Linked DNA regions of Homo sapiens: region 1 is linked to region 2. A link is a loop called in an ENCODE intact Hi-C map of the cell type or tissue named here. Cell type or tissue: heart right ventricle. All regions are shown on one strand. Links, peaks and the distances in the headings refer to the core of each region. The heading gives the core; the rest is flanking DNA.

What was found. A loop is a pair of places that touch in the nucleus more often than their neighbours do. Peaks named below come from ENCODE experiments on the same cell type or tissue, not always from the same donor. Only the 100,000 strongest peaks of a DNase experiment are listed, where the experiment ranks them.
Region 1: it touches region 2 in a loop (4-fold over the local background); 2 of 110 quality-filtered maps call a loop at or near these places.

Annotation. Positions count from the first base shown.
Region 1 is chr6:6,972,642-6,981,305 of GRCh38, forward strand. No RefSeq gene overlaps it. Among named protein-coding and RNA genes, the nearest start is that of LINC03055, 91 kb to the left of the region's middle. In heart right ventricle, for the core only: no CTCF peak of the experiment used is centred there; a DNase peak (open chromatin) is centred at 3,326; H3K27ac peaks cover 2,059 bases.
Region 2 is chr6:6,733,422-6,742,085 of GRCh38, forward strand. The region is part of intron 2 of LOC101928004 (a long non-coding RNA gene); the gene reads right to left. Among named protein-coding and RNA genes, the nearest start is that of LY86-AS1, 110 kb to the left of the region's middle. In heart right ventricle, for the core only: no CTCF peak of the experiment used is centred there; a DNase peak (open chromatin) is centred at 3,910; H3K4me3 peaks cover 2,376 bases; H3K27ac peaks cover 7,545 bases.

The sequences.
Region 1 (8,664 bases), core at 164-8,163, 240 kb after region 2:
CGACAGGATGACTCATAAACCTTTATCTCCAGTCTGGCCCTTTCTCCTCAATGCCAGACTCCAGTGGTCTGTGAGGTAACTTCCCTCCATCCCAACTAGAGACTCTAACTTACCGTCTTTTTTCTCTCTGCTGTGCCTGCTTTGGCTACCCTCCTATCTCCCATTGCTATGCACCTACCAAAGGGAGAGGCCCACACAGACAACCTGGGTTCATCCTAGTCTCCTCCTCCTGATGTCCCGTGTCCAAGCCCAGCCCGCCATACCCTCTAATTGACTCACAAGCCAGCCCTCCTGTCCACCCCAGGCGCATGTTGTCTTAGTCTCAAGTACTCATTATTTCTGTTGCCTTCTCTCAGGTTGCCCAGACTCTGGTCTTGGTACCCTCTGACTTTTCATAACAGGTCAGTCTTGCTAAAACAGTCTTCTACTTGGACAGACATGGTGCCTCATGCCCATAACCCTAACACTTTGGGAGGCCAAGGCAGAAGGATCTTTTAAGACCAGGAGTTCACGACCAACATAGCAAGACCCCATCTCTACCAAAAAATAAAAAACTATCTGGGCACAGTGGCATACACCTGTAGTCCCAGCTACTCAGGAGGCTCAGGCAGGAGGATTGTTTGAGCCCAGGAGTCTGAGGCTGCAGTGAGCCATGATCATGTCACTGCACTCCAGCCTGAGAAACAGAGCAAGACCCTGTCTGCAAACAACAATAACACCAAACAAACAAACAAACAAAAACAATCTTCTACTAAACCCTTCAGCGGTGAACGCACGTGAAACCCTCTCTTCAAAGGGTGGCCATAAACTGAGAGACCTGGGCTTTGCCCCAAGGCACCGAACTATAGTGTGCACAGCATTTTAAAATAACGATTTTAAAAGCTTAGCATGTACTTAGCAAGACTAATTAGTTCAAATAGGAAGCTGCCAGATGGTGCATATTATTAATGACACCCATTGGAAGGCCCCCCGAGAACGCTCTGAGTTGATGTGAAAGTGCTATTTCCTGTTGCTGCCCCTGCACCCACATAGTTCATTTGGGATCTGCAGATGAGACTTTCAAGGTCAGGCCCAGCTACCTTCCAGCCTCCAGGTACACCAAGTTCCACTCAGTTTTGATCCACTTGAGAGTATTGGAATGGACCGTGCTCTCTCCTCCCTCCATGCCTGACCATGATGTGGTCCCCTCTGATTTCCCTGGTGACCCAGTGATTCTCCATCAGGGCCAATTTTGTCTCCCAGCAATGCCTGGAGACTTTTTTCATGAACACGACCTGGAGAATGCAGGGTTGCTATCACCAGCATCTAGTGAGTAGAGGCCCGGGATGTTGCTAAACATCCTGCAGTGCACAGGGCAGCCCCCCACCGCAGAGAATTATCCAGCCCAGAATGTCAATAGTGCTGAGGTGGAGAACCCTGGTCCAGATTCAGCTTAACTCTCCCCAACCCGGCTATTCAAAAGTTTTCTTCTCCTCCGTGAAACCAAGAGCAGCAGACTTCCTGCTTCAGGTCCAAAACTCTCTTGCAGCAATGATCACATTGACATGACTGTTTTCTTCTCAGGCCCTTTCCTAAGTTCCTTGAGGGCAAGAAATGTGTCTTTTTTTTTTCTTTTTTTGAGACAGAGTCTTGCTCTGTCGCCCAGGCTGGGGTGCAGTGGTGCGATCTCGGCTCACTGCAAGCTCCGCCTCCCGGGTTCACGCCATTCTCCTGCCTCAGTCTCCCGAGCAGCTGGGACTACAGGCCCCCGCCACCACGCCCAGCTAATTTTTTGTATTTTTAGTAGAGACGGGGTTTCACCGTGTTGGCCAGGATGGTCTCAATCTCTTGACCTCATGATCCACCTGCCTCAGCCTCCCAAAGTGTTCGGATTACAGGCGTGAGCCACTGCGCCCGGCCACGTCTTCTTAATCTCTTTATGACACGGAACATAACACCTCGTAAGGTCTCAGTGACTGACATGCAAAGAAAAAAATAACTGCGTCTGTTCAAGGCCAGAAGTAATTATACAATGCACCTGAGAATAACGTCTACCCACCAAGATTCACACTCTCTTATTTACACTATCACGAGTGACAAGCAACGTATAATCACTAGTGACATTTAATATATGAAGACTGCCATGTGCTAAGTATCCCAAAGAACATAGATTTTAGACACGATTGTTTTTCACTTCAGCTTACACATTAAAACTAGCTGGTGAGTCAGTATATCAAGGTCAAAAGAGTATTTCAAATATCAACTATTGCTCTTAGCCAACTACAAAAAATACATATCCGTGCTCAGTGCATGTGCTGCCTTGAGAAAAGTGAGGAAATGGAGACAGGAACGTCAGTCAGAAGAACACGTTCTTGGGAAGACTGTATAAAAGAAAAAGCCCTCAGAACCCTAGGAGAGGCCGGATGCGGTGTCTCATGCCTGTAATCCCAGCACTTTGGGAGGCAGAGGGGAGCAGATCACCCAAAGTCAGCAGTTCGAGACCAGCCTGGCCAACATGATGAAACCCCGTCTCTACTAAAAATACAAAAATCAGCCGGGCGTGATGGCGGGTGCATGTAATCCCAGCTACTCGGGAGACTGAGGCAGGAGCATCCCTTGAACCCGGGAGGCAGAGCTTGCAGTGAGCCAAGATCACACCACTGCACTCCAGCCTGGATGACAGAGCGAGACTCTGTCTCAAAAAAAAAAAAAAAGAACCCTAGGAGGAACTACCCTCCCACTTGGCACAATTCATGTCTCCATAGCCAGTGAGTATAAGAAGAAGATGCTGAAATACAAAGTACAGGAGAGTTACCTAGAAGTTCTTGAACTTAAAAATCTTTCCTGGATGATGGCCCTAATGTGATATGGTGCAAAGTTGGTGCCTATTGACCAAAGGGGAAGTGCCTACAGTTCTGCAGGTCAAGGTCATGAACTTTCTCTCCACGGTTTCCAGTCCAAATTAGGTTGCTCCATATAATCCTGGAACACAACCTATTTTAGTCTCCTCTAGTTCCAGTTTCTTTTTTTTTTTTTTGATGTGAGACCAAGTTCCATAGTAGTAGATAAAGAGTTGCAAAAGAATCCTCAACCCTTATCTTTTAGTCCCCAAATTAGACTGGGCCTAACCTCCTTGGTAGCTTCTTAAGTACCATTATCAAAGAGACAAATAAGAAACCTCAGGCTGAAGACAGATTCACCAGTGGAGCCAAAGTTATCATCGGAAGTGGCGTTCTCTCCCATGGGAGGGCCAGGGCAGTAAAGGGTCAGGAACAGGAAGCTCCTATACAAGAGCCTTGTTCTGGCTTCACCTCTGCTAGTAGAGAAACATACAGCACCTGCTCACAGCCCATTGCAGTTGGCACAGGGCTTTCTTGTGCATCATCAGCTTTTATTTTAAGCCTCTCAGCTTCCCTTGATAAATACAACGTAGTCAGTGCCGTGTGACAGAATCACGTGGAGCCAAGCAGAGGGTCACTTCAAAAACAAGCAGAGGGTCACTTCAAAAACAATCGTTCTGACTGGGTGCGGTGGCTCATGCCTGTAATCCCAACAATTTGGGAGGCTGAGGTGGGTGGATCACCTGAGTCCAGAAGTTTGAGACCAGCCTAGGCAACACAGTAAAATCCCAACTCTGCAAAAAATTAGCTGGGGGTGGTCGTGTGCACCTGTAGTCCCAGCTACTCAGGAGGCTGAGGTAAGAGGATCCATTGAGCCCAGGAGTCTAAAGCTGCAGTGAGCCGTGATCGTGTCACTGCACTCCAGCCTGGGCAACAGAGCAAGACTCTGTCTCCATCAATCAATCTATTTTTAAAAAGTGTTCTGCTTGTCACTGGCAAGCACAACATCAGCCACGCTTTAAAAACCTCTCTAAAACAGCCACATGGAACTAAATTCTCCCTTTCTTCTACCCCAGAACTTTAGGGGAAGAGAGGAGGTGATGTACCACTGGTTCCAAAACCTAATCAGAAAGAATCTGTTCCTAGGCAGGAGAGGTGGCTCATGCTTATTAATCCTAGCACTTTGGGAGGCCGAGGCGGGCAGATGGCTTGAGCTCAGGAGTTCAAGACCAGCCTGGCTAACATCGCAAAACTCTGTCTCTACTAAAACTACAAAAAAATGAGCTGGGCGTGGTGGTGTGTGCCTGTAATCCCAGCCACTCAGGAGGCTGAGGCAGGAGAATTGCTTGAACCTGGGAGGCAGTGGTCACAGTGAGCCGAGATCACGCCACTGTACTCCAGCCTGGGTGACAGAGTAAGATTCTGTCTCAAAAAAAAAGAATCTGTTCCATTTTCAGACACTTACTGAGCACCTTTACATACCACCTTCCAGATGCCTGCACAGTTTGTTATAAGAATTTTAACTTGCATAATAAGTATATACTTATTTGATTTCAAAGCAAAGCAAAGGGTAAAAACTTAGATTAAGGAATAATTTTTCCTAATAAGTTCAACAAACATTTGGAATAAGTGAGGAAATTAACTTTGTTATTGAATATATAACTGCTATGTCACATTTGCACAGAAAGCCACAAGTCTGGTCCAAGGAATTTATTTGTTACAAGATCACTTTCAATAGAGCAGGGAGAGTTTGGTTTCTGTTTGGTCAAATATTTCTATGTATTAGAGTTCAAAGTGGGCACAGTGACTCACTCCTGTAATCCCCACATTTTGGGAGTCTGAGGCAGGAGGATCTCTTGAGCCCAGAGTTTGAGACCAGTCTGGGCAACAGAGTGAAACCCATTCTCTAAAAAAAAAAAGAAAGAAAAGAAAAGAAAAATGTATATACACAAAAATTAGCTGGGTATGGTGCTGCACGCCTATAGTCTCAGCTACTCAGGAGGCTGAGGTGGGAGGATCACTTGGGCCCAGGAAGTTGAGACTGCACTGAGCCATGACTGTGCCACTGCACTCCAGCCTGAGCAGCAACAGAGTGAGACCCTGTCTTAAAAAAAAAAAAAAAAAAAAGTTCAAAATGAATCCTAAACCTAAAGCTGTTTGGTGAGAAAACTTGAAGAAAAGAGATTTTTGTTTGGCACGTAACCTGTTATATATGGCCATTGCACATTTTACACGGTGTTCCTGTTGTTTCCCTATAGCTTTAATCGAGCAGCTGAAGGTGCCCAATAAATTACCACACATATTAAAAAGGTGCCTATCATGGTTGGTGAGAATGTAAAATGGCCCAGCCTCTGTGGAAACCAGTTTGAGGGTTTCTCAAAAAGTTAAACAGAGAATGACCACAGGACTCAGCAATTCTCCTCTGGGTGTACGCCCGGGGGAATTGAAAGCAGAGACTTGAACAGATGCTTGTACACCCGTGTTCATAGCAGCACTATTGGCAATAGCCAAAAGATGGACCCCACCCAGGTGTCCATCGGCGGGTGAGTGGATGAAGAAAATGTAGTCTATCCACACCGTGGAATATGATTCAGCCTTAACAAGGAAGGCCATTCTGACCCATGCTACAGCATGCATGCGCCTCAAAGACATTATACGCAGTGAAATAAGCCAGACACAGAAGGACAAATGTCCTTCCACTCGTACGAGGCACCTACGATCATCAAATTCCTAGAGACAGAAAATAGAATGGTGGTTGCCCGGGGCTGGAGGGAGGGAAAAATGGGAAGCAATTGTTTAATGGGGACAGAGTTTCAGTTTGGGAAGATGAAAAAGTCCTAGAGATGAATGGTGGTGATAGTAGCAGGACAACATGAATGCATTTAATGCCACTGAGTTGGAAGAATAGTTGAAATGGTAAATTTTATGTATGTTTTACTATAATAAAGGAAAAGAAAAGCAGAGCCTGCCCTGAGGATAATCCAACCCTCCAAACCCTTAATGCCTGGGGCCACCCAGGCACTGATCCTTCCTACCCAGACCTTAAAAACCGTCACCCTCATAGGCAACAGGGAGATACTCAAAGGCTTTGGAGGATGGGAATTTACCCCGGCCGGACAAGTTTAACACATTTCATAAAGGAGAAAGAAAGGGCCTGAAGAGACCTCATTTTCCAAGACTGAACTCATAACTCCAACAGTGCTGATATAAGCCAAAGTGCCTAAGTACCTAGTGTATCTCACTGGTAGGACAAAGGTGACACTTTCTTCCTACCTTTCCCAGGCCCTTCTGAAGTATGGGGACAGGAGATGGTCCCTCACCTCCAGCTGCCCATGGTTCTTACTAAAACTGTGAGGGAGAGGAAGGAGCTTATGTGCAAAAGGAAAAGTGTCAGTAGAGCACAAAGAGGAAGGGAGGAAAGGTAAATTCGTGTAAACAGCTGGGACCAACAAGCTGGTACCAGAGCACAATGACTGTGTCTGTGATTCACTAATCCAAGAAATCAGGATTAGGGCGTGGAAGGAGGAATTCGTGTTTCTGGAAGTCCGTCCACAAAATTGTAGCCTCTTGTCTTGAAGCGGCATTGCACACTGTAGCTGGAAAAAAAATTATATCAGCTCCAGAAGTACTAGCAACATGCAGGGAAGCACAGAGCAGGAGATTTAGGGTAAACAGCACAAGGAGCTTCTCCCAAGGAATACCTATTGTACTGCACTTTCAGCTTCACTACTTAATTGTCAAACATTTCCACCTGCTTTATAGCACTTCTCAATAACACTTCATGATGCAAGAAATGTATGCACTTAATTAAAATAGATTTCATCCAGGTGTGGTAGCTCATGGCTGTAATCCCAACACTTTGGGAGGCCAAGGCAGGAGGATCACTTGAGCCCAGGAGTTTGAGACCAGCCTGGGCAACATAGTGACAATTGCTGCCCTGACCCCCGGCACACGCCCCGCACCACTTCCAGTCTCTACAAAAAAATTTGTTTTCGATTTTTTAAAAAGAAAACAGATTTTTACATGCTACCTGACAGTATTTTGTTACCCCTTTAACAAAACATAACAATTTTTAAAAGAAGTTGCACAAAGGAAGTATTCTGCAAGCTTTAAATTGCTATGTAACTTGTAATTGTTAGCTAACTTGTTTATCAGTCTGCTAGGGCTGCCAGAACAGAAGACCACAGGCTGGGTGACTTAAACAGCAGAAATTTATTTTGTCACAATTTGGAGGCTAGAGGTCCAAGACCAAGGTGCCAGCAGGGCTGGTTCCTGGTGAGGCCTCTCTTCCTGGCCTGCAGACAGCTGTCTTCTCACCGCATCTTCACGTGGCCTTTCCCCTGTGATTGCGCCCAGAGAGATCACTGGTGTCTTCCTCTTCTTATAAAGACACCAATTCTGTCCGATTAGGGCCCCATCCTTCTTATCTCATTTAATCATAATTATCTTTTTTAAAGCCCGTCTCCAAATATAGTCACACTGGGGGCTGGAGCTTCTGCATAGGAACTTTGGGGAAATCCAGTCCAATCCATAACAACTTGCTGCACTATTTACCTTGCAGTTTATAGTTTTCAAAGCACTCTCATATTTCATTTATTATCCTTGCAACACATCTGGAGATAGACAAGCACGTGTTGCCCCATTATACAGAGGAGGAATCCAAGGGCCAGGGGATTCCACAACTCACCAGGGATACGAAACTGTTAAGTAGCAGAGCAAGAAATCAAATCCAGGTCTGTGGGACTCCAAGATCCTTCACAAAAATAAAAAAGTCACTGGTTCCAGTAGAATCATATACAATGTACTTAGTACTTGCGTGACACTTCACCAGGGGGAGTACAAAAGTGGGAGACCCCACTGGAAGGAAAAGCAGGTGGCCTTGGGAGTCAGAAACACAAGCACCTGTGCCCATGCGTACACAATGCCAAACTTCCCTGCCTTCTTGCCTTCTCTCATATACAGCTTCCCTTCTGTACAGAAGTTAGGTGACCTCTGCTCCCCCAAGGCCTCATAGCCCACAATGAGTTGCCCTCTTCCGAGATGTGTCTACCACTTGCTTGAAAACAAATCCCTTTCTGCCTAGAGAGTGGTTCAGTTTCATGGATCTCAGCCATCCCTGCTCGCACCTAAGTCTGATTCTGTTCTGCACTTTCTCTGCTTGCCACAATAGTTCCAGATTTTCTGTTTGTTTGGGGTTTTTTGTTTTGTTTTGAGATGGAGTCTTGCTCTGTCGCCCAGGCTGGAATGCAGTGGCGCGATCTCAGCTCACTGCAGCCTCAACCTCCTGGGCTCAAGCGATCCTCCTGCCTCAGCTTCCCAAGTAGCTGGGACTACAGGTGCCCACCACCATGCCTCACTCATTTTTTGTATTTTTTGTAGAGGCAGAGTTTCACCATGTTGCCCAGGTTGGTCTCAAACCCCTGGGCTCAAGTGATCCGTCCGCCTTGGCCTCCCAAAGTGCTGGAATTACTGGCATAAGCCACCATGCCCAGCCCAGATTTGTTTTTAAAAGTCTTCCCCAGAAAATAGAAAATTAAAAAAAAAAATTAGAAAAGACAAAACGAGAAAGAAAAAATATAAAATAAAATAATAAAAATGTAACAAATAAGTCTTCCCCAAACCTTACATATCTGCGGAGAAGAAATCATTTTATTGATAACAGCCTAAATCTTGGTGAGATTGCAACATCCTTCTCCCAAGGCTGAAAAAACATGAAGCAAAGAGCTACGAATCTCTGCAGTCTGAAAGCCAGAAGGCCACGTCTCCCTCGCCCAGGGCATGCGTTCCTGCGCAAGAAGAATGGAAAGCGTTCCTTGTTTTTGTTTTGGCTTTCTTCTAGGAGATT
Region 2 (8,664 bases), core at 265-8,264:
TTCTGCCTCCCACTGCCAACCAGTCCCACCTGCCTCCTTTCCTGGCCCTTCCTCACTGCCAGGTCTTGTTTCAGCGCATGGATTACCAGAAGGAAAAATGCTCCCACCGGCCTCTCTCTGTATCAAAACACAGGAGTGAAATAAACCAGCTTTTCAATAAAGAGGCTGGGGTGGGAGGGGCTAGAGAAAGGATGACTTGCTCATGACCCCCAGATCCTCTGACCCATCAGCCCATAATCTCACCTGCCTTACAGTCTTGACCTCTCCCCTAATTCCCACGTACTTTCTTCCTTCCCCCATCTTGATGGCACTGATGGAAGAAACTCTGGACCACTTGCGCCAGGGACACCAAGTCTGCATCCTTAGCCTTGATCGGGCCATGGTGATGAGACAGTCCTCTCCCAGCCCCATTCAGCTCCCTCTCAGCCCCCACAACAGTTCAGCCTCAGATTTTTTCCTGGAGCCTCATGGCTCCCTCGTCATCCTGCACAATAGGAAGCCTTGCCCCCTACTAAACAGGGAAAGGTGAGCTGGCCAGTCATGAATGCCCTGAGCTCTGCAACTCACCCCTGCCCTGCCTCCTGCTCGCTCCTGCCTTCACTGGCCTGACACTGCTGTGCAGACCTCATTCTCCTCTCTGCGCTAGCATCCCCTCCCTGTTCTCTTCACCCTCTCTCCAGGTGTGCCCTTCGTCGTACCCATCACAATTCTCTCCAGGGAAAAGCAAAACCATAATGAAGACAACAAAAATACTCTCCCAGGGATAGCAGGAATTGCACCAAACGGCTTCCTTGCCAGGGCTTTAGCGGGTTTTGACTGGGCACTGAGGGTGGCGAGTCCCTAGGTTTGAATTGCAAAGGCACAGGTGCAGCTGTCGAGCAGAAGAGTGGGTGGTTAAAAAGTGGGCAGATCTCTTGGTTTGTTACTCCAACCCCTTTCTGGCATATATAACCCCCTCCAGACACACCGCTGGAGACTTGAGCCTTCGTGAAGTAAATACCATTATAAACCCCTGCCTCCGAGCAAAACAGCAGAAAACCTTACACACAGAAACTAGCGATCAGATTCCTCCAGCAGCTTTGGCATTCCCTCTAACTTCTGCCCCTCTTTGCCAAATTTTCTAAAAGTACTTTCACTGTCCTACTTACTAACCTCCTGTAGGCTGGTGTTGGGACCCACCACATGTCCATTAACCAGCTCTTATCACACTGGTTACTGCTGAATTTCCAAGTCTAATGGACACTTCTATTGTGTCTTAATAACCTCTGCGGGGCACTGACTCATCACTCTTCCTCCTGGAAATTTCTTCTCCCCTGGCTTCCATGACCCTCTGGCCTGGTTCTCCACCACCACCCCACCCTCACCCAGTCTTTCCCTCTCAATCTGCTTTCTAAGCTCGTTTCAGCCTCTGCCTTGACCTGGCCGTTCTCCCCCAGACAGAGCTCCAACCTGCTTCTCTTTGCTTCTTGTGCTCCACGCCCGCTGTGAGCCATCTGACCTTCTACACACTTTCCTGTACAGCACATACTCTCCTGACTCCTGGATCCGCACTGCCATCCCAGTTAACAGTAACGAGTCTCCCAAAGGGGGTTGAAATCTGAAGATCCAGTCCAGGAGGAATCTAGGAATCCGCAAAGGCTAAACACACTAGGAGTAGGCAGAGCTGGGGGCACCCCTGGCAAGGTGCTGGGGCGGGAGGCTCTGTCAGTTCCTTCTGAGCCTCATGATTAAGCACTTCATGATTAAGTGGGGGATGAGGCTCACTGATATGGGGAGAAAGAGACCTGTCCTGGGATCAAACAGCAGCGCTAAGGCTCCGCATTAGACCACAATCAACCCCCTGCCAATCAACAAAGCAACACTCAGCTGTCCCAGTGCATCTGTTCAGGCTTTGGACACACGAGTGCAGGTTTTAACTCCATGGCACAAGTGTGCATCCGTTTCCAGCCTTATTTGGGGGAGGGGAAAGTTGTTTGAGTCATTTTATATGAAGAATCCACTGAATGGAACATTTGTTACTATTTAATTAGAACAGACGACGCAGCTATGTAAAATGGAAACTGCATTTAACATGTTAAGCATACACAGAATGACCCACTGCAACCTGCCTTCTTAATGGGCATCACCAAGTGACGTCCCCACCAGTCCCCACCGTGAACAGGGATGCCCTGATCATCAGCTGGTTAGACATACACCTAGAAGCATTTTGTAAAGTCAGCTATCAGAATTTAGTCATTAGAATGTACTAAAAACTAATCACGTACTTCAAGCAACATGGATAAAATAAAGTAAATCAACGATGTTTAGTGACAATAAGGCTAGACCCACCATAAAAATGTCAACAGATGGGGAGAATGTTAAGAGCAGAAAACTTGAGACAGATGATGCAAAAAGGCAGAAATGGGGAACTTGGGAGGAATTCTGCTTGTCTAGAGTCAGGATAAGAAGCTTTTGTACCATGTATGGTAGCAGTGGTGTCACTTTTTGGTCCAGCTGGAAAAATAAAAACAGATGCTAGACAGAGGGGGAACAGCAATGCGTGAGATTGCATCCATGACCTAAAGCCCGCCTGGTGTTATTGGGGTGGCCAGGGAGAGGCAAAAGGTGACAACAATGATAGTGTCAACAGCACAGAGTAACTGTGGCCCAAACACCTTTTTGATTGCCATCTATAAGGTGACTCCCCAGTTTCTCTTAGCCCTGAGCTTTCATATCTGCAGACCCATATATCCAAGTGTCTGTTTAAAACATCGGCATGGATAAGTGTTTTCAACCCAACATGTCCCAAACTAAACTCTCAATCTCATCAACAAACTTGCTCCTCCTCCAGGCTTCTGTCTCAGTGACATCCCTATCCCCTCCACCGCACATGCCAGAATCCCTGGAAGTAGCCCTAATTTTTCCCACTGTCTGTTCACCCCACCTCTGAGCCACCATTTTCACACTTCCTCTTCGTCCACGTCACCATCACTTGCATGGACTTCTATACTCCTACGTTGCCTTTTTGCTTCCATTCTCATCTCCACCCCTATAATCTGTTCTCTCCACGGCAGATAGAATAACCATTTTAAAACTTAAATCCAAAATCTTTCTGTGGCACTCAGGATAAATCCCAGCCTCTATGGGCTCACAGGGTCTGGCCTCTGCCGGCTTCTCATTTCTCCTGCAAATACTTCAACCTGCAATGAAAACTTTGCCTATGTGAGTTCCATTCCCAAGTTCTCTTGCATCTGCCAATTCACTCCAAAGAGAAATCAAGCTCCCTTTCAGGCTAAGATGCAAAATAGAGTTTGGCGTATCTCCTAAGGCCAAACTCCGAGCCAATCTTTTAAAATCTCTTGCCCATGTAAAAATTCTTGAAAAGCAATCTCGATTCCCGGCCAGACTCCCTGCCCACGTGTTCCCCACCCGCGTCCCCACAGCTCCGTCCGCCTGCTCTGGTCAACACCACAGCTGGGCCCTGCCCCTTCGGAAGCTGATGCTCCAGCGAGGGCAGTGGATTTATGGTGCAAGGTTACTTGGCGCGTAAATCTGGGCCTCAGGAATCAAGGGCTGTGACATTTTTACAGCCTCCTCCTCCAAGCCCCTGCACGGACATGAGGCAACTGGAGGGAAGAACATCTGGTTTCATTTTTTTTATTCACGGCCACAGCTCCCATCTGACAATATTCTGGATCTCGCCAGAGTTCTGGTCCCGGCTGAATGAGAGGCGAGGCCGTGCTCTGCAAGAGATCTCGTTTTTCTGCCTCACCATGGTGTAAGGAAGCCACCAGGAATTAAAAATGGCACCACCATCACACTGAAAGCATTTGCTCGAGTCCTGGGCTGGGCGGCCACCTGCCAACTTGCTGGAAGTTAAGAAAGGGCATTTCTGAGGGAGGCAGGAGGCGGCTCCGGGCCTCTGTTGCAACAGGGGCTGATGCCGGGGGCTTGCACAGTGCATGCTGGGACTTGTAGTCTCCGCGGGCAAGATGGCCGCTGGGTCCTCAGGGCAGGACACAGGGGCTCCTCATCACCCGTTCCTGTGATCTCAGACACAGCCTGCCACAGCAATGACTGCCATGGCCATAGGTCACCTTGGGAGAGTGCATGCAGAAACACATATCAACCGCTCGACTCTACGCCCAAAGATAAGCCGCTGATTAGGTGCGCCTTTCTGGACATGACTTGTCTCAGTTTCCACATGGCCCAGAGCCCCGCCTCATGACAAGCGGCTTCCTTTTCATCTGATTGAGAACTCCAGACTGGAGCAACTTCAGAAAAACGTGCCCCTCTCTGCTGTCCAACCAGCAGGGATGATTAGAACAATCAGAAAGAGGTCCCTCGGAGGAATGTTCCCCTGCAGTGAACGGAGCACCAGATCCCCTGTCCCTAATCACTGTGTGTGGCTCTGATCAGACCCAGTGAGGGAAACGGTAACTCATCATCTGTTTCCTCAACTACGCATTCGCCTGAATGTCCCAGTAAAGAAAGAAAGCAAAGCAAAGTCCAAGCAGGGCATGGTGCCATGACCCTGTGAGAAGGCACCCTGATCTGCCCTGGGGGCTCCAGTCCACTTTCTTGCCAGGACTTTGAATGCAGACTCTAAGTCACCCCAGCTCAACATCCTTCAGCAGTCCTCACAGCCTAGTAGATAAACTCCTTTCTACACATTTGCTTTTATGGCTCTATCTCATTACTTTCTCATTCTCGTCCTCAATCCTAGTCAAGAGGGTATTTGCCAATGCTTATAGTGACCTTTTACTGAGCACTTACTAAATGCTATGAGCTTTGCTAAGCATTTACACCCATTATCCCATTTAATCCTATATTAATCCATAAGGTAGTTGCCGTTATGCCCATTTTTCAGATGATGAAACTGAGGCACAGAAGTTAAAGTCTTCACACTATCTACCACCATCAAACCTGCAATCAAGCAGATAGTTCTTTGAGGCAACCATGTAGTCAGTCACCACAGGACATGCATAATCACCTACCTCCAAAGGCCCCCAACATTTGCCTGGAAACATTTCTAAGTGCCCTCTCCCACACTCTGCTCCCACCCTTTAATCCTGTGGCCACTCTCCACAACTCCCTTTGCCTAAGTGATCTCATCTATATTCATAGCTTTCACACTTACGACCTCCAGATTAATCCCAGATTCGTATGTACAACTGCCTATTTGAAATGTCTACTTCACTGTACCAAGGCATCTCACATGTAGCATGTCCTGACCATACCCTTCCTCCTATAGATTGCAACTCTTCTAGATTCCTCCCAGCTAAGACTAATTACAAGCAGTGTCCGAAGCCTATCAATTCCAGCACCCTAATGGCTTTTAAATCTGTGCCCTGTTCTCACTGCTTTAGGGTTAGATTACAACCCCTTTTCCTTTTCACCTGATTCATAAAATAACCTCTTATTTTGGAACCTCCACAAACATCTTAAATTGCATCTGCAAGTTCTCTAGCACACCTTCTTTCAAAGGGTGGAGTCTAATTCCCTTACCTTGAGCGTGAGCTAGACATAACAGCTCTCCTCTACCAAATAGAAGATGACAATACGTCATTTCTGAGGTCAGATCACAAAACACATTGCCACTTTCACCACTTTCTCAGATCATTCTTACCTTATTCTGGGGTGAGCCAGCTGCCATGTCATGAGACTACTCAAGCAGCCTATGGCAGGGTTGATGTGGAAGGAACTGGATGTATCTACAAACAGCAATCACCAACTTGGCAGCTATGAGAGTGAGCCACTTGGAAATGGTCTGCTTGCTCCAGCCATGCCTTCCAGTGCCTGTGACCCCAGCCTGCACCTTCATGGCAACCTCCTGGGAGACCCTTAACCAAAACCTCTCAGCTAAGCAGCTCCAGAAATCCTGATCTCCACCCTGCCACACACACAACCAAATGTGCTGTTGTTTGAAGGCATTATGTTTTGAAGTAATTTAGTGTGCATGATAAGTTAAACCCTTATCCCGTTCCCCACTTATCACAGCCAAAGCTGTATTTTTAAAATGCAAGTGTGATTATGTCATTCCCCTACTTAAAATTCTTTTATGACTCTCCATCACCTACAGGCTAACTGTGAAACTCATTAAGACAGCATCCAAGTTCTTCAGCATCTGGCCTCTTTGGCTTCAACTCTCAAGAGCTCACTGAAGGACTCTTCTCTGGCAGGCCATGATTTGTTTTATATCCGATACCCCTTCTCTCAGATACTGCTTGAAGTGTTAGATCACACTAAGAGTTATAGGTAATTTTTATCAGTACACGCATGAACATCTACGAGGGCACTGCCCACTCCTGTCCTAAGCAATAGAACAGTACTGAGCTAGGAGGAGGCAGTCAGGAAGTAATTTTCATGCAAGAGAGAATGCAATTGATAGGGAAGTTATCTAAGACTGATTTAAATAGCAAACGCTGACTGAATCAGAGCCCAATTCCAGCAGACATTCTCTATCAACTCATCTAGATAAAACCAACCTCTTTGGAGACTAAGTCCCTTTCTGGAGACAGAGTCTGAAAAAGTTTTGTGTTTTCTGGAACAGCCTGGTGGGATGGTGTGATGCTTTAAGGTGGCACCTGCATCCTCCCATCCCCCCACGGCCCCGATACCTAAGGCATCCTATCGGGTCAACCTGACACCTGGGTGCCATTGGAAACCAACTGAACCTGGAACACTGGGATTTCAGGTTCAATGTGGGTTTGAAGGGCGTGCCTATGAGAGACCTGGGAAGTCAGTCCTGGCACATTTACTTTAACCAGTGATGTAGCTAAGTCACTACTATATACAGACCTGAAGACTTTAGATATATCTGTAATCTTATAGGGGAGGAAAAGTGAGTGGTATTTTATACTGCTCACCTAAGTGATTTTTTATGTAGGTTAGGAAACACCAATTTTAGTCACTCTTAGAAAAAAGTATTTGTGTAGGGGGATGCCTGGGGGCTCTGGAAGGTCACTTAAATTGGTGGTTGCCTCACCAAGGTGATGAGCCTGAAGGCTTTTTTTTTTAATGGAGTCTCACTCTGTCGCCCAGTCTGGAGTACACGGGCATGATCTCAGCTCACTGCAACCTCCGTCTCCCAGGTTCAAGCGATTCTCCTGCCTCAGCCTCCCGAGTAGCTGGGACTACAGGCACACACCACTATACCCAGCTAATTTTTGTAATTTTAGTAGAGATGGTGTTTCACCATATTGGTCAGGCTGGTCTCAAACTCCTGACCTCAGGTGACCCACCTACCTTGGCCTCCCGAAGTGCTGGGATTACAGGCTTGAGCCACCATGCCCGACCTGGAAGCTTTTATACTTAGAAATACCTGAACTCCTCCACATGGCTGACAAGGCCCACAGAGCGGCAGGGCCACCCAGGCGGCTCTGGCCTCCCCCGCCCCACCTGAGGCTGTTACCTGGGTCTTTCATTCCTGGGATGTGGTGAGGGACTTGATGTCTCCTCCTCCAGATTTTCGCAGGGCTGGTTCCCTTAGGTCTTCAGTCCTAGCTCAGATGCCACCTCCTGGGGGCTTATTCCCTGCACCACCTTTGAGAAGTCGCCCACCCCTGTGTCAAAGACAGGCTGGAGCAAGGAATTTGCATTTGGGTAAAAGCACTGCTGATAATGATAGCTAAGAAAACTCATTTCTTCATACCAAAACCTTGGTCCACTGGGCATTGGTGATGGAGATGGGAGGATTCATCCTTGTTGCTTCGGCTTTTTGGAAATGATTGCTTTTAGCACTTGCTCCACAAAGGGGGGAGAATATAGAAATGCTCTGGTTTCACTAGAGGGTTAATGATTTCTTCTAGTGCTTGCCTAATTGCCTTTAATTGGCAAAAACTTGAAAGAAGCTGCTGGCTTAAACGCCAGCAGTTCATAACCCTCACATAGGTAATTTACTTTGAGGCAAGGGAGTGGCTTTTGTGCCCTAGGGTGGGAAGGAGAAGGGGCAGTGTAACCTCTGGGCCAGGCAGGCCTCCCTCAGTGCAGGGCCTTAGCTGCTGACTAGCAGCGGCGAGGCAGGGCTGCACTTAATGAAAGTGACACTTGCATTCCTTCCAAATCCCCACTGGTCACCACAGCACCTCCTACAGTGTCTGGATACTGATGTCTCCAAGGCTGGTGTTTTCAACCTCTTGATTCTTTATTATGGACTATTCCATAGTCTAATTGTATGCCTGTCTTCTTGTCCTATTTATAGTGGGACACATTTATATCATATTCCTTTTTATATGTATTATATTACAACGATTATATATAGTATGTTATATAAGGCAATATTATATATAAGGAATATATATAAGTAGTTACATTTTAGTCCTGAAATTTATCAAAGATTAGTTATAATGTGATATAATATGTAAGAATTATGTAAGATAATATATATAATATATTGTATTATATTCCTTGATAAAATTCAGGACTAAAAAAAAGAAAGTGAAATAACCAGCCATAATCCCTCCTGGCTGCTCCATGCAGTCATCAGTGGTGTCCTGGTAAGCTGGCTCTACAGAGGAGCAGGAGAAAAAGCCCTGACATGCCATTTGCTAGTTTCCCTGGTATAAATACTCCTACCATGGCCAACCAGCTAGCAAAATTTCTAAATATATTAACAGTCAGCTCCCAGGAGCCCATACAGGCCAGTCATAGCACACCCACAGCAAAACACCTTCCCATCGGCCC